2 separate regions of the Homo sapiens genome follow, and region 2 is linked to region 1. The links are chromatin loops, found by intact Hi-C in ENCODE. Cell type or tissue: dorsolateral prefrontal cortex. All regions are shown on one strand.

Region 1 (8,000 bases):
AGAATAATTCCCTCTGTATTGGTTTGTGATATGTAGAGTATTTTTTTTCTTTTTGTTTTTTTTGTTTGTTTGTTTTTTTGAGACAGAGTCTCGTTCTGTCACCCAGACTGGAGTGCAGTGGTGCGATCTCGGCTCACTGCAACCTCTGCCTCCTAGGATCACGCAATTCTCCTGCCTCAGCCTCCTGAGTAGCTGGGATTACAGGCACACACCACCATGCGTGGCTAATTTTTTTTTTTTTTTTTTTTTTTTTGTATTTTTCGTAGAGACGGGGTTTCACTATGTTGGCCAGACTGGTCTCGAACTCCTGACCTCGTGATCCGCCCGACTCGGCCTCCCAAAGTGCTGGGATTACAGGCACGAGCCACCCCGCCCAGCCTATGTAGAGTATTTTTACAGTGCTTTACTGTAGGCAAAGTCCTTGTACTTCTACTCTCTTATTTACTTGTGAGTGATTTCAAATCAGTGAAAAAGCTAAATAGCCACATATACACCTGGCTATATCATTAAAATAACACAGAATGTTAAAATTTCTCCTCTGTTATATTTCATTTATTTAATTGGATAAGCCATTTTTAACCAAGTTTAATTTAATTATGGTGATCATAATTAATAGTGATTGGAAGAATACAACTGTAAAACAGTTCTATGGTTTGTATACCTTATTTGTCTTATATGTGTTAATAGAAAACATCTCAGTAATTTCAAAACTAGTAATACGATATGGGAACAGTATGTTATAGCAGAAAGGGCCCTGGGCTTGAAATCATTATTCAGTTCATGTTTGTATTCCTACTTCTCTTATAATTTGGACTATTTAATAGGTATTATCAAAATTATTTTAAAAAGTATTTATTTTTATATGACATGTACACACACATGTGCATTATAAAAAGCCACACAATACTTCAATTATCTTCCACTGATGATATATTATCTATAGTGATTGTTACAGAAAAATAAATCTTCAAAATGATAAAACAAGAGTACAGCCTACTCAAGTCATAGCTATAGAAATCAGGTATATTTACTTAATCTTCAGATTCTCAGTTTTATTCATCTGTGAAATAGTGATAAAATGCTGGTTTACAACTTTCCAGAGTTATTGGGATCTCATGAGTTGACAGTAAATTGCCCCATTAAGTGGTACATATATAAAGTGGTTATACTGAACTCTTAAACATGCACACATGCACACAAACAAAAATATTCAAAAACAACTTTGCATATCTCATGGGAATTCATCTCTGAAAATACCTGACTGCTATTAAAAATCTTTTAAATTTCAATAGTTACATGCCTTACCACTAAATAGCACCACTTAGAGTACTTTATATAGAGGAATGTTTTGTAAAACTTCTCAATTGGCAGATTCATTGCTCTATTAGTGAAAGGCTACAAAATTTATGTTTTCATTCTATATTCTTTTAACTAAGGACTTTTAAAAATCAAAATGATTTAATATTTGCAATTTAGCAGCCTGAATGCCTTTAGTCGGAAGAGGTGTCTTGCGTACCAGAAGTTCATCTACAATTTGAAAGGTGATCTTTCTCTAAGAATTCTGAAATGCTGTAATAACTTTATATGGCTCTGAACTGTTTCATTCTAAAATCTCAGGGCTTTTCTAATGTGACAGGCTTAACGAAATTCCAAGGCTCCAATCTTAGTATTTTAAGCTAAATTGATAAATTGGACCCTTAACTTTAAAATTTCTAATCCTAATAAAAATATGAGGTTTAGCAATTCCTTCCTGGTCCTGCAATATGCAGAAATTATAAATGAGTACAGACTTTCTTTATTTCCTAGCTTTCTTTCTGTTTCATATGAATCTAAACTAGAAAGCATATTGAATCGATTTAAACTGGAACCCACAGAAAGAAGCTGGCTAAAGACATGGAGGCTAACTCACAGTCTGTGACCAGACTGGTTTGTCTAATGATGTAGTTGTTGTCACAATAAATGGCTACACGCACAGATTTCTGTCTGGTTAGACATTTGGCTTGAAATAAACATTCAGAGAATTGAATCCAGACATCGACTTTAAGGCCAAAAGTTGCCTTAAACTCTGCCAACCTGATGCTAATTCAACTAGGAGTAACATGCTTTTTTGTTTGTAACAAATGAGTCCTTGAATCTATTAAACTGAAACTGATGATGATTTCAGAAACATGTTTGATGAGGTCATAATCTCATTGCAGTAGGTCTGGAACCTAATTTTCTTGTCAAACGTCACTTACGTACTTTGGTATCCTAGAAGTGAAAGGAATGATCCAAGAACTGGGAAAGGAAATACTTTGGGTCTGTAATTTGATTTATAAAAAAGGCCTGTTTAACCACTTACTTTGTGAATGCCTGTTTTACAAGTTTAGAGATTATTCCTTGTCTGAAATTAGCTCTACTCCACCATCCTAAAGCCTTAAGAAAAGCAGATACTATTAGATTAGATACTTAGAAAAGAAAATACTATTAATGAAAAATAGTAGTGTAACTAAAAATAATTTAAATAGGGCTCTGTTTGTGTGTGTCACTTATTTTGGCATGCTGTATACCTGTATTTGCAGATCTTTTATTCAATACAGTTAAAGGAAATAGCATTTAGAAATCATTGGAAAATATTAGTAAATAAAGAACGTGACACATAAAGTTCTTTGGATGGAAGAAAAATATGCTAAACAAGAGACTTTTCCAAATTACTTGAAGACTAAAAGGACATATATGTATAACCAAGAATAAATGTATTTATTTAGAAGACATTGATATACTATAATATTTTATGACAAAATAAAGAGAAAATACTGAGTTAAATATGAAAATGAGTGTCTAGTTAAATATCACCACAATATTTTCTTAACTGAGTTTCTAATGCTATTTATAATTCTCCTCTTTAAAATAATTTACAAAGTGCTAGTTTTCTGTGTTGATATCCAAATGTGGAATGACTTTTTATTTGGAACATCCAACGAATAGAAAGTTTTATTTTTCCATTCAAATTATGATATCATTCATGGGTCCAGGGCAAGCTACAAAATTTGTGGAACTGAGTGCAAAATAAAAACATGAAGCCCCTTATTTCTTGAACTAAGAATTTCAAGACAGCAGCAACAAAGCACGAATCTCTTCTTAACACAGGGGCCTGTGTAATTACATACCCACAAAGCTAGCCATGAATGGGACCATCAACAAAACTTTCTATTGACTCGCATTTGTATTGCTAGTGTGATTGAAGAGACATGAGAGGTAGTTACTAAAGCATCTTTCTGTACAAACTAAATCAACGGAAAGTTACCCTCCAAATGAGTCCACCCATACCTATTTATCTGCCATATCCAAATGAACAAGCTGTTGAAAACATGGCAGCAAGGGCAAAAAGTAGAGGAATTAAGATACACATCAAGCCCTGCAGCTTCCTGCCTTTGATAGAAATGTACAATAGTGTACTGTTTGCAACATCCTTTCATTCCTCTGCTAGAGAGTTCTGGCTCACACCCACTGGAGCCTTGTGAAAAGATGCAACCCGTACTTAGGAAAGGGGTCAGACATGTTTGTTCATTTTCAATATCTTTTCTTTTTATATTAAAAAAATAGAATAAAGATCTATAAACCTGAATTAAAACTCTTGAGTTTCAAACTGCCTCGTTCTTAAATCTTCAACCTCACATAATATATTCGTATAAAATACAAATAAAGCCCTTAAGACCATGACAAGATTAATTTAACTCATATATATTAATTTCATGAAACACCAAGTTCAACCCTTACATCATTATTAGCACTGCAGTACATTACTGACATATATATGTAGTCTGGGGTCACTTCAGAAATTGGCAAAGGAAATTACTCCCTTAATGCAGTCTACAGGCACACCTCAGTAACAATGACACCTTTATCTTTCACTTATTGGCAAGTTTTATTCAGTGTTTCAAAGCTTGACTAATCCACAAGATAACATCAGCATATTTAAATCCTTAATCTGATCAAATCCAACTTTATTTGGTAAATAAGGATGATTTTCACTTCCTTTCATCCAAACTCTCATGATAAGGGCTTTGATAAGATAGTATCATAAATTACTTTCCTACAGGGAATATGTTTCTAAGAAAAAGTATACTACCTAAAGGAGAGGGAAAATGGATTTATACTTTAAAAGAAATTTTGAAAAATTAGCGTTCAAGATAGAAAGATCAAGAGATGGGTTTTATCTTCCTAAGTTTTGAACTACATACTATCAGTCCAATTTGAAAGCTCATTTTAGTTTTACCTCGTACATCATCAGTTAAAGCAAATGGTAGATAAATATTTATTTTGTAATTTATTTTATACTTCTTAGTCATAAGTATTTGTGGCAGATGAAGCAATATCTATCAGTTTCTTAAAAGAAAAACAAGTCAAGATTGTCCACTTCTTCACTTATACTGTCTTAAATTAACAAGAACTAAATAGTGATCAGAAAGAGAAAAAGTAACTACACATTGAGTATTCCTAATCCAAAAATCTAAAATCTGAAATGTTACAACATCCAAATTTTTTTGAGCGCTGACATTACACTAATAACAAATGCCCATTAAAGCATTTCAGTCTTTGGACTTTCAGATTAGGTATGGCAAACCACTAAAATTGTCTACTGACTCATTTTTACCAAAAAATCCCAAATCTAAAACACATCTTGTCCCAAGCATTTTGGATAAGGGATATTCAACCTGTAATGTCAGTCTGAAGCATAACAATTAGCTTATGCAGCCAAGGCTAAGCTATATTAGAATCGTAATAGTTCTCAATGAAAACTATGAGCTCCTCAGTATCTTTGAAACCTGATAAACTACTTTATCAATTAGTACCTATGTACTATAACAGATCCTTCATAAGAAATAATTTGCTTTAATGACACAGAAATAAGTTACACTTTAAATCAGTATTCCTTTTCAGCTAACTATTAATATTTGTATTCTCTCAATATTCATATACTGAAGCTCTAACTCCCATGGGATAGTATTAAGAGATGGGGCCTTTTAGAAATAATTAGGTTTAGATGCAGTCATAAGGGTGAAGCTCTCATGATGAAATTAATGCCTTTATAAAAAGAGAAAGAGGCACCAGAGCTTCCCTGTAAGGATACAACAAAAAGGCAGCCATCAGCAAGTCAGGAAGAAGGCCCTTACAAATAACTGAATCTATTAACATCTTGGTCTTGGACTTTCCAGTCTTCTGAACTGTGAGAAATAACTGTATTGTTAGCCATTCGGTCTATGGTATTTTGATACAGCAGCCTGAGCAGACCAAGACAGTACTCCAGAGAAAATTTAGAAAGTATGCTGACAAATTCCCACCATATTAATACTAAGTAAAAATATCAATGGTATATGAAGAAATACTTATTAATATTGTAAAATCCAGTTCTTGGTAATTTCCAGTCTAATTCACTTAGTTAATAACATTTTCTAGTGTTTTCCATATTCAGCAAGTACAATATAATGCCTAAATATATCCTTTAGAGTAGTTTAAGGAGTATTGCTTAGAGTAATCCAAAATTGTGTGTTCTCCACCTGCTAAGAGTCTAAATTTTCACACTAGTTTTATTGTAATTTTCAATCAATAGAGTCTGCCTTGCTAAAATAAAATAAAATAAAATAAACATATATATATATATGTATATTTGAAGTCCATAAAATAAAATGCTTTAGTTCCCTTGAATCATAAGAACCATTATAAAAACAAAAAAAATTAAGGAAAGAAATTAAATACACTTTTTGAAAATGCTAATTTACTAACTTGAGAAATGCTTCTTAACAAAAGTAATTGTGCCTCCCTAGATTGTCAATTAAATAACTATAATTAGAAAAATTTTCCTCTTTAAAAGGCATAAATGATTTACCACAAAATCTTCATAATAACAAATTTTAAACACTAGATTTTAATGTAAGGCAAGATGTATCTGGAAAATAGGTGTTTCTGAAGTGTTTTAACCATTCATTAGATCCCATTGACATGGTCCTACAGAGTTCATTTTACTATAATTAAGTTTATTAAATACTGAATTTCAATGCAAACATGAAAGCTTCAAAGAAGCAGAGCATTTAAGCTTTCCTTAAAATGTATTTTCATACGTGTGAAAAGAGCCATACCCTATACTCTGCCTGTACTTTATTCATATTCGCACAGTATTTGCTAACTTCTTACTATGTATACAGTACTCTTCCTTCATTTTTTTTTTTTAACATTTCAGTTAAGGGCACATTCAAAATTCACTCTGTTTCTACCCCCAAATTGCTATAGAAAAACTGTTGAACTGAACGTTCAAAATTAGTGTTTTTCAGACCAGACAGATAATGTGGTTTTCAAGTCAATCTACGAATGACACTACATGCTGTAACATGTAATCACTAGATTTGGAAGTGGGAGGCAAAGAGTTGCCTGCATTTGAAAGTAGTGAAGACAAACATATTAAATAGGAAAATTTGCAGACATCCATTAAATTGTGTATGTATGTGGGTTCCAATAGACTGACATTTTCAGAATCATACTAAACATGGAAATAAGCCAAAACAAAAGAGAGGGATTTGACTTTGAATGATTCTTCATCCTAAATTAGACATACTACCTGTGTTAAGATACTATGTATGTGTGTGTTTGTATACATATACATATAAATGTATATGCATATATTTGCCTTTAATGCATATTATAATATGCCCTGTTTTCAAGAGTTCAATGTCATTAATGTAGTAATTTAATTGATTCACTTATTATTTTTACAATATTTCATTTAATAATCATTTTGAGGACCTACTGTTGTGAGGAATGAAATGTATTTCATTGGCTTTTATATATTTTATGTTTAAGACATCTGAATATATTAGGCAATCAATCCATACATAGAACTGAATTAACGTCCTATTCAATAGTTAATAGTATCCAAAATATTTTTTATGTCTGAGATTCTTTAAACCTTCTTGCATTGAAACACTGCTATCAGCTCTGGTAGATGATATTTTCTACTTTAAAATATAATCTCTACTTGTTTACACTATTTTCCTCAATGTATTTCTTAAATATCTTGTGCTATACTAAAATGAATTCATTCTAAGTGCAAAGTTATAAAAACTATGTTACTGCATACATTATGAAAACTGAAACATCTGCTAAGCTTTCATAAAAGGTGCTGAGAATATGACACATTCATGCCTTTCTTTAATACATAAATAGATCATTGTGATATGTATTTTCATTTTATAGCATTCATTCCTAAATCCAAATTTCAGCAATGTTATATACAATATTCACCAAAAGTACAGCCAATTATGTCTTCTTATACATTAATATATTTCTGAAAACTGTTCCAAGAAGTAAATTCAAGACTGCACGATTTATTTTCCATTTAGGAGACTAATGTTAGGCATATAAGAAATGATATGCTATAGCCAGCCCACAGTTATGCTCAGGAATGGCCCCGCCATACAAATAAAATTGAAATCTTAGGTCACATACATTTAAAAATGTTTTTCTGTAGGTCAGATTCATTTATTTGAATTATTTTGAAACCATAATGTCTGCCTTATTTGGTCAGTTATTATACTTACCTCTTCAAAGTCATGCATGTATTTTAATTATGAAAGAATGGGATCTGCCCAAGTTTTCCAAATCAAAAAATCAAAAGTTTGAATCATAAGCACACAGGCTTTTGTCTTTTCAGAAAAGGTTTTTGCTTGTTCGTTGTAACCATATCCTCTTATAGAAGTTTCTTTCTGCATCTGACTCAAAGGAACACTCTCACTATTCTGAGGTCCTGCTCTAGCCTTCCTAATAAACCATCCTCAGGCGTTATAAAGAATTTTGCAAGGTAACATTCAGACATCCTTCATGACATGCATCAAACTTATCATTTCTTGCTCAATGGCTGTCTTTCCAGACAAATGAAGAGCATTATGAGGACAGAGGATGTTTTATTCTCAGCACACATCACAGTGCTTGGGTCAATAAATGTTTACTGAAAGAATGGCTAGATG
Region 2 (8,000 bases), 54 kb before region 1:
ATTCAAATAGCTGAAGATTATAAATGTTCATATGGGAGTAAATTCTTATTCCTTGATTAAATCATCTTAAATGACATCTTAGCTAATTTATAATTGGAGTTTTCAATTAAAATTTCTTGATTAATGAGGTTATATATGTTTTCCATTCCTGGAAATTTTGGTGTATATATTTACCCTGTTTAAATTATGAATCAATGATTTAAGTAACATGAAAAATGATAGAATAACGAATACTTAACTATCTAACATCACAAAGGCTAAATGTTGTCATTTTCACCAATTCATTCAGAGTGAATTAAAGAAAAGAGGTATAGAAATTCTCATGCTTTAATAATTTCTTAGCAATAACTCACCAGCCTTAAATATTGGATTCAAAATCTAACCTTCATTATGAAACCTTGTATGTCAAAAGATATATACAATATATGAAAAAAGATGAATACATTCACTGAATATATATTAAGTTTAGAAAAGTATATTATCCTAATTTACTGCATGAGTAACTGGTATAAATTATTCTATTTCAGCTACATCTCTGCACAATTCATTTAAAACTGATTATGAGAACTCTTCTTCTAGAAATGCAGAGGATGAGGGAAAATAAACCAATGCAACATCATATTTTGCCACATAATTTCACAACAGATATTGTTCTTAAAAATCATGAAATCTTCAACAGCAAGCCCCCTTTAAAATGTCTTGACTCAGAATACTGTGCAATATCTTATTAAATACTATTGTATATATCTAAACTTGTTCTAAATGTGATATATAAAAGTCAGAAATATTTACATATTTTAAAAACTTGTATATATATACATATATATATCCATATATATCTCCATCAATCTATATCGCTTTGATAGAAAATTTGATGATCTGTATTGAGAAGGCAGTTTTCTATTCTGCCTGAAGGTTCAGATAGGTTTCTATCAGAAATAAAGTGGAAGGTTTAGAAGAAAATCAACCAATAAAATCTATTTCAAATTGCTGAACATGAATTTGCAGGTTTTGTTTTGGGCTAATGTATCTGTTTTTTCCTAGTTTCCAACCTCACCAAGAAGAGCAGAGGGCTGGCAAACACTGGCTTAATTATCCCCATCAGTCTCAGAGACAAGGCGCTTAAGAGTTCTAGCTGCTGTAAACACTCCCCTGATAGCAGATAAGGAATCTGCTGAAAGGCAGTTTTGTCTGGGAAACCTCAGGGGCACACCAGTTAATCATTAGTGCAATATTGTATATGCATTACTACATCAAAGGAAACAGAACCCAATATTCTATTGTGAAGATTGTCTGTGTTTTCTTAAAGGTAAGAAAACAAATGCTAAACCAGAAAATAAAAGATAATAATTACATTCGCACATTTACCACAGAAACAAAGAATGTTCTACTTTACATTTTTTTTTTCAAGAAAGAATAAGTCATTATTGCTTTTTATTTTTTAAATGTGCCCACTGGGAAAAAAGCTTTCCACTGAAGTCAAACGTGTAACTTTTGTCTAAAGAGAAATTTGCATCTTTGTATCTAAAAACATTGATCAGAATCAGAGAATATCACATAACCTTATTTTATCACAACACTAGAAGTAAAACAATGTTATTCTTCTATATCAGCACTGTGTTTGTAAAGGGATCTATTTGTGGAAAACTGACACCTCACTGTCCCTAACAAAGAACCTTTCTATCACTTCAAAATGAAGGCATCCACAATGACCTACTATTCTTTACATCTAATAGACTTCTCATAGTCCCATTATCAGAGAATCTTAGAGGTTTCCAAAGCCTTCCTAGCATGAGTCCAGAGTTAACTTCCACTCTCTCTCAGCCCTTCTGTCACTGTGTGCAAGCCAAAGAAAAGTTTTCAGCATCAAATACTCCTTGCCCTTTCCCACATCCTTGCCTTAATTAGCACTATTTCTTCTGATTGGATGTCTATTTGCTAGCCCCATCTCTACAGGTTTACCTTTCCTGGAAGCTCCAAGTCTCATATCTGAATTCAAAACAATCTCTGTTGCTTCCCTTATGTAACTGGAAGTAATTTCTTTTTTCCTCGGGACTCTTGTAGCAACTTTTTTATTAGAATAATGCCTAATCTAATGTTTGGCATATCATGGGCTCTCAGTAAATGCTGCTAAATGACCAAACTTAGTAGCAACTGCTGATTTTTATTAATGATTATGTATGGATATTTACCAAGATTTTAAGGAAAATAAAATGACCCTTTCTACCACAGAAAGCATGGTGACTTTCAGTGACCATACTGAAAAATCTTTAAAATCTACATAAGATTACTAACTCATGCTACTCTTTCAGTGTGTCTAAAATCATCTAAATTCTTCACTTTTTTTCCTTGATGAAAAATTCAGTGATTTAGACTGAGACTTACTTAACTATTTGTGAGTTAATCAGGATGAAACAGAGATGTCTCAATCAGGTATTAATAAGCCCAGATTTTGCTTCTGTCAGATATGATACAGTCCCATCTTCTTAACAGATTTTTCTCAGAGGAAATTTTTAGTTTAAATTTTTAGTTTACAGCCAACTCAACATGGATTCTAAACAAGTGAGTTCAACATCCAAACAAAAGTGACCAAAAGTTTTTTTTTATTCTATGTTTTACAAATGTGTAGTCTCAGTATTATCCCAAGTCTATCCCCAAGGTCCATAAAGAATTTGAACCCATACTTTAATTAAAGTTTCAGGATAAGGGAAATTTTGTGTAATAACATTTCCATTTGGTTCATACAATGTAATTGATAAAGCCTTCCTTAATTATTCTGATCTGAGGCTTTCAGGAAGACTCTACATTATTTGAATCAAACCATATGTGCCTCCATGCTTTCTTTGTCTAGACACCACCAGTCAAATAGCCTAGGTAAATATTTCATACTGATGAAGCAGTGACATCTTTGAAAGCTGACACCAAGACAGAGTGGCTCTTTCTGGAGTTAGTATATCAAAGAGGGAAGGTTTTGCATATAGGCTGTCTGTAAAGTAAATAACATCATAACTGCAATTTTGACCTTCCAAAGCATTTTACTCTGTAAAAGTAATGTTATGGCAGATTAATTCTTTTACTGGCACTCTTACTACTCAGACATATGTGCCAGACTTTCTATAGTAGAAGACAAAATTCACAATGTGTGAGAGTGCATGGTTAGAAGAAAGCTTTTCCTTAACAAAGTAGAACAATAGTTAGGGCAAGGGGCTTGTAGCTGAACTACTGTCATTTTGAAATCCATTTTTGGTGAATGTTATCTATACGGCCTTAGGCAAATTATTTAACCTCCACAATCCTCAACTGATTCATCTACAATAAAATAATAACTTCTATTCGACAATGTCTGGCATGTGGTTGTCACATTAGCATTTGATTAATATGAAAAACAGCAGAAGTGTGAGTTTCACTCTGCGTTTTAAAAGTAGAACAGGGTAACAAGGTTTCTAACTCATATGACATTTTAATAGACAATATAATAACAAAATTTGATGAATATGTAAAATAGGTTATATCCATTTAAAGCATATAATTTTGTATATACATAACATTTTAAAAGTTTCACATAGAAAGTTTTTTTTACTGAGGTTAGGTTATAAAAATGAGACAAATTGTATAATTGAAACTTTCAAAGAGTTATAATAAATATTTAGTTTTAATCTATAAAGATTTTCTACTTTGTTATTATAATGTTTTAAATTCAGTGGCTATCATTTTTTATTTTCTGTACTGGCAGATCTGGTAAAAGTATGACTTTCAAATCTGTAGCCAGATACTTCCATCGGTATACTAAAATAAAGACTTTGTAACTCAATGGAATGGAGAAATAAATTTAAAAAGGAATGGCCAAATTAGCGGCTAATTTTAAAGAAAACACAAATAGGGCTTACAATACATGCTTTTAGGTTATCTACCACCTGTTTTAGCTTTTAAACATATACTCACACATTATATTTTCTTAGCAACTGCAAGCCCATTTTGATGTCCTAAGAATTTAATATAGCTCTTTAAAAATTAACGTACTCTCTAATTGGTAAAAAGAAAAATGTCATGTAAGCTATCTAGTGTGACTTGTTTTCTTCCTGACATTCATGCCAAATGTGCTTAGATGCTGATGGGTTATGAGATCCAAAGAATGCTATTTCTCAGTTCTTCAATTAAAAAATGGTTTATAAATTGCCATATTTCAGAATATAAAACTTCATTTTACCAATGCCAACACAGCCAATGCCAGCACTATCTTTATAAAAAATAAATAATACAATAGAAATATTGAATAAAATTTAGTAATTTTGGTCTCAGAGTAGCAAAAACATAATTTAAAACACATATACAATTGTATACCTAAATACTTCTTTCATAAAAAAATATACTTTTTAAAAGAGCTATTAAGTTTTAATTATAAAACAATTGAAATTTAAAGGTGATAGGCAGTTGTCAAATATTACTTACAGCCTAATTTTTAAAATTTGTGCCATGAAGATAAAAATATGGGCATTTTACTGCCTATAAAAACATAAATTTGAAACACGAAAAAATATATTTACTGATTGTATACAATATACATTAATTTAAATAACAGCAGAGATTAAATTTAGCAGTTTGGTATATATCCCACTATAATATCAGACTTAAGTATCAGATTCCTATTTACATGATGTAATATTACATTTAAATTTTTAAATTTAAATGTTTTTGGATAGTATAGCTTTTAAAGGTATCCTATGGTTGTAATTGTGTGATCAGACTAAGTAGCCCATGCAGACTTGTATTTGCAAAATATACAATATAAAATCAATTTCTTTTCATCATATCTTGTTAAGATATTATTAAGGAAATGATCACTTTTGTATAACTAAAAGATAGAACATGAAAATAAGTAGGCTTTTAACTGATATTTATTTTACCTCGTTATCACTGACAACAGAATCATAGCTACAGATAATACCTAGATAGATTTATTCATTGAAAAAATACATGGATGCTTAAAAATTAAAGAACATGCTATTATAATCATCATTACACTGAATTCTTAATATTTCAAAATGTAATATTCACATTTAATCTGAACTTCACGTCCAACTTAGACACTTAGATAAGAATAAACTGCAGCCAGATATCTATGAAAAAGACAAATGAAAATAATTTACATTTGACAGCAAATACACCTAAGGCACCTGTTTGTTGCTTTCATTAAAAAAAAAATACTTATATATTTGGAAATGAGTTACATAAATTTTTGTTAGATAATTCATTTTAAATATGGATTTACACTGGAAAATTAATTGGATTTACAAACGGATTTACACTACTTCACAATTGGTAGTGTGACAACTAAACCAGCCTCTATACATGATTATATATACATTTACAAAACTTTTAAGAACTACCAATTTATTATTGTCCATGAATTCCACTATAGATTTGAACTTATGACTCATAGATACCAAACAGCTAATGGAAAGAGGATCAAGGATCAGAGAAATTGTGCTTCCAGATGCCAATATGTTGAATATAATAAGAACTGTGAAACACATCTAGTGTACACTGTGGAATGACACAATTCTACACATCTCTGGTAAACTGGTTAGTTAACTGAAGAATGTTTAAAATTTACTTCAAATATAGAATATTTCATATCTCAATTCTGGGCTGCAACTTTCCTTTCTTAAGTAGTTCTAGTTCCTTATGCAATTAGCCATTCTTTTGAATCAACCTAGCATACAGCTAGTTGATTGTTTAGGGAAATGGGAGGAAAGGGAGATGGGAGAATACCCGGGAAGTGATTCAGAGCATGTATTGCCAAAATTTTTACACTGTGCATGCTTTGCTTTTCCAAGTTGTCCTGTGCCCAATTAGAACCTGAATTTTTTTCTTTCAAAAAAATGAATTTCTGTCTAAAGCCCCTTGACTCCTACTACCGCTAATAAAGAATTCTCAGTCAGCAATTTGCAGAGTAGGGAAGCCAGGGATAATGCAACTGGGCAGCCTTTACAAGCAAAACAAAACACCAAAGAAAGGGAATAAAAAGACTGACAACAATGTAAGCTCTCCCAGAAGGCTCATACTTATTTTTCCCCCTCTAAAATGTAACATTAAAGAAGCTGAATCAGCTGTGACCATAATGATGCAAAGTTTTGATTATTATGGCAAATTATACCTTTGCTATTCAGGAGAGGGCAAAAAAGTTTTGTGGCTCATCAAAAGAAGCAAGGAATGAGAGCCAAGGCCACTGACATTTGTGGTGGCAGATTAAGCTGTGAGCAGACTCTAAATAAATTCCATTCTCCCCCATCCCCAAAATACACTATTCTGGCTATTAAGACTGACTTGCATTTTATGCATGCCAGTACACTATCCATTCAGGATCACTTATTTCAGTGGGAGACAGGGAGGGTAGTCTTCTGAGTTAGGAAGCTGTAACAGATTATTTGTGTGTGCGTCTGTGTGTGTGTGTGAGTGTGTGTGTGTGTGTGTGTGTGTTTATCAGACTGCTAACTGAATGAATTATAGTCTCTGCTTCAAGTTTAAATAAGTATTTTATAAAATAGACAAAATATTTAAATCTTATTTAAAGTCAAATATTTTATAAAATATTTATAAAAATTTCTGGTCATTTAATTTTTGAAAAAAAATGCTTAAAACAGAAATTAGCCTTTCTGTCATTCACAATACATGACTAAAATCCTTTCTTTTAGGAACACAAAATAAGGTTTGCAAAGACATGTAAATAATTCAAACTAAAGTTCTCAAAGATATATAATCTATATAAGAATAAAATGCTCAAATTATCTTGTGAACTCTTTGGTTTTCTTGATTAAATGATGTTTTCTTTTTACATTGACTAACGTTCTTTACAGTTGTTTTGGAATAATATATCCCCATTTAGAAGAAAAATAAGAATATATCTGTCATAAGACTGATGGGAAAATATGAAGCAAGTAAAGAAAATTATAACAATCCTAAAATGAAATTATAGAAAGTGAAACAATATTAAGGACCATAAACCAAGTGTCATTAAAAATAGTGGCAATCTATTGCAAATTCAGCATTACCAGTCAAACTAAATTGACTGTAAGTACTGAGAAAAACTTTACAACTTCATTTCAAGCCTAATTTTAATAAAAATATTTCCTTAGCTACAAATAGCTTTATGAGGTATAAAAAAAGAAGAAGTATATGTAGGAAATATTATCTTTGATAAGTCAGTAAATCTGACTCTTCCATAATCAATGATATATAACCTGATATCCTTGTTTCGGTTTATACATATGCTTTATATTTGTTCATCTACAAATCATGATAATGTTTTTAAGCTAACTAGCACACAAAGAACTACAAAAGTTCAAATTTACAAGGACTCACAAATAACTGTAAGTACATACTGAGGAGAACAGGTTTCTATTGAGGAAAACTGTCTTTAGTATTCAGAAAGTGTACCTTGAAGGGAAAACCCTCCACGATCAGACCAGCTAAAACAACAATGACAATTAAGCATATAGTAGAAAAATATCAAATATCAACAATGACAATTAGGAATATAGCAGATAAATACCTTCAAATCTAAGAAAATGCCCTAAAAATTTTGATATGTCATTCAGTGGCAGTGAGGCAAAGAAGACAGGGATCACCATCTCAAGGTGCTAGCCTCCGAAAAAATATAAATTTGATTGGCAAAATCTGCTCAGAGACCATTTACATGCTATTCATGGAATAAGAATGAAGTTGAAACAAGTATTAGAGTATGTTCTGTGATGCTTACTACTGCATATCTGATATAAATTATGATTATATTAAAAAGCTTGGCAGTTTTCACTGTGTGGCCTGGTTTGTGCAAGATAGGATTCCAAATATTGTTTTCTCCAAAAACTACAGTGAATTAAAATGACAATTTTAATATCATTGGACTGCTTACACATCACAGAGGATATAAAAATTATGGGGAAAAAAGAACAGTGACTTTAATCAGCTCCATGTTACAAATTACACCTTTCAGTGTTAAG

The links. A loop is a pair of places that touch in the nucleus more often than their neighbours do. Peaks named below come from ENCODE experiments on the same cell type or tissue, not always from the same donor. Only the 100,000 strongest peaks of a DNase experiment are listed, where the experiment ranks them.
Region 2: it touches region 1 in a loop (3-fold over the local background); 4 of 110 quality-filtered maps call a loop at or near these places.

Annotation. Positions count from the first base shown.
Region 1 is chr2:212,412,907-212,420,906 of GRCh38, forward strand. The region is part of intron 1 of ERBB4 (erb-b2 receptor tyrosine kinase 4); the gene reads right to left. Among named protein-coding and RNA genes, the nearest start is that of MIR548F2, 9.5 kb to the right of the region's middle. In dorsolateral prefrontal cortex, no CTCF peak of the experiment used is centred here; a DNase peak (open chromatin) is centred at 3,475; H3K4me3 peaks cover 2,594 bases; H3K27ac peaks cover 3,759 bases.
Region 2 is chr2:212,358,459-212,366,458 of GRCh38, forward strand. The region is part of intron 1 of ERBB4 (erb-b2 receptor tyrosine kinase 4); the gene reads right to left. Among named protein-coding and RNA genes, the nearest start is that of MIR548F2, 64 kb to the right of the region's middle. In dorsolateral prefrontal cortex, no CTCF peak of the experiment used is centred here; no DNase peak of the experiment used is centred here; H3K4me3 peaks cover 2,567 bases; H3K27ac peaks cover 5,851 bases.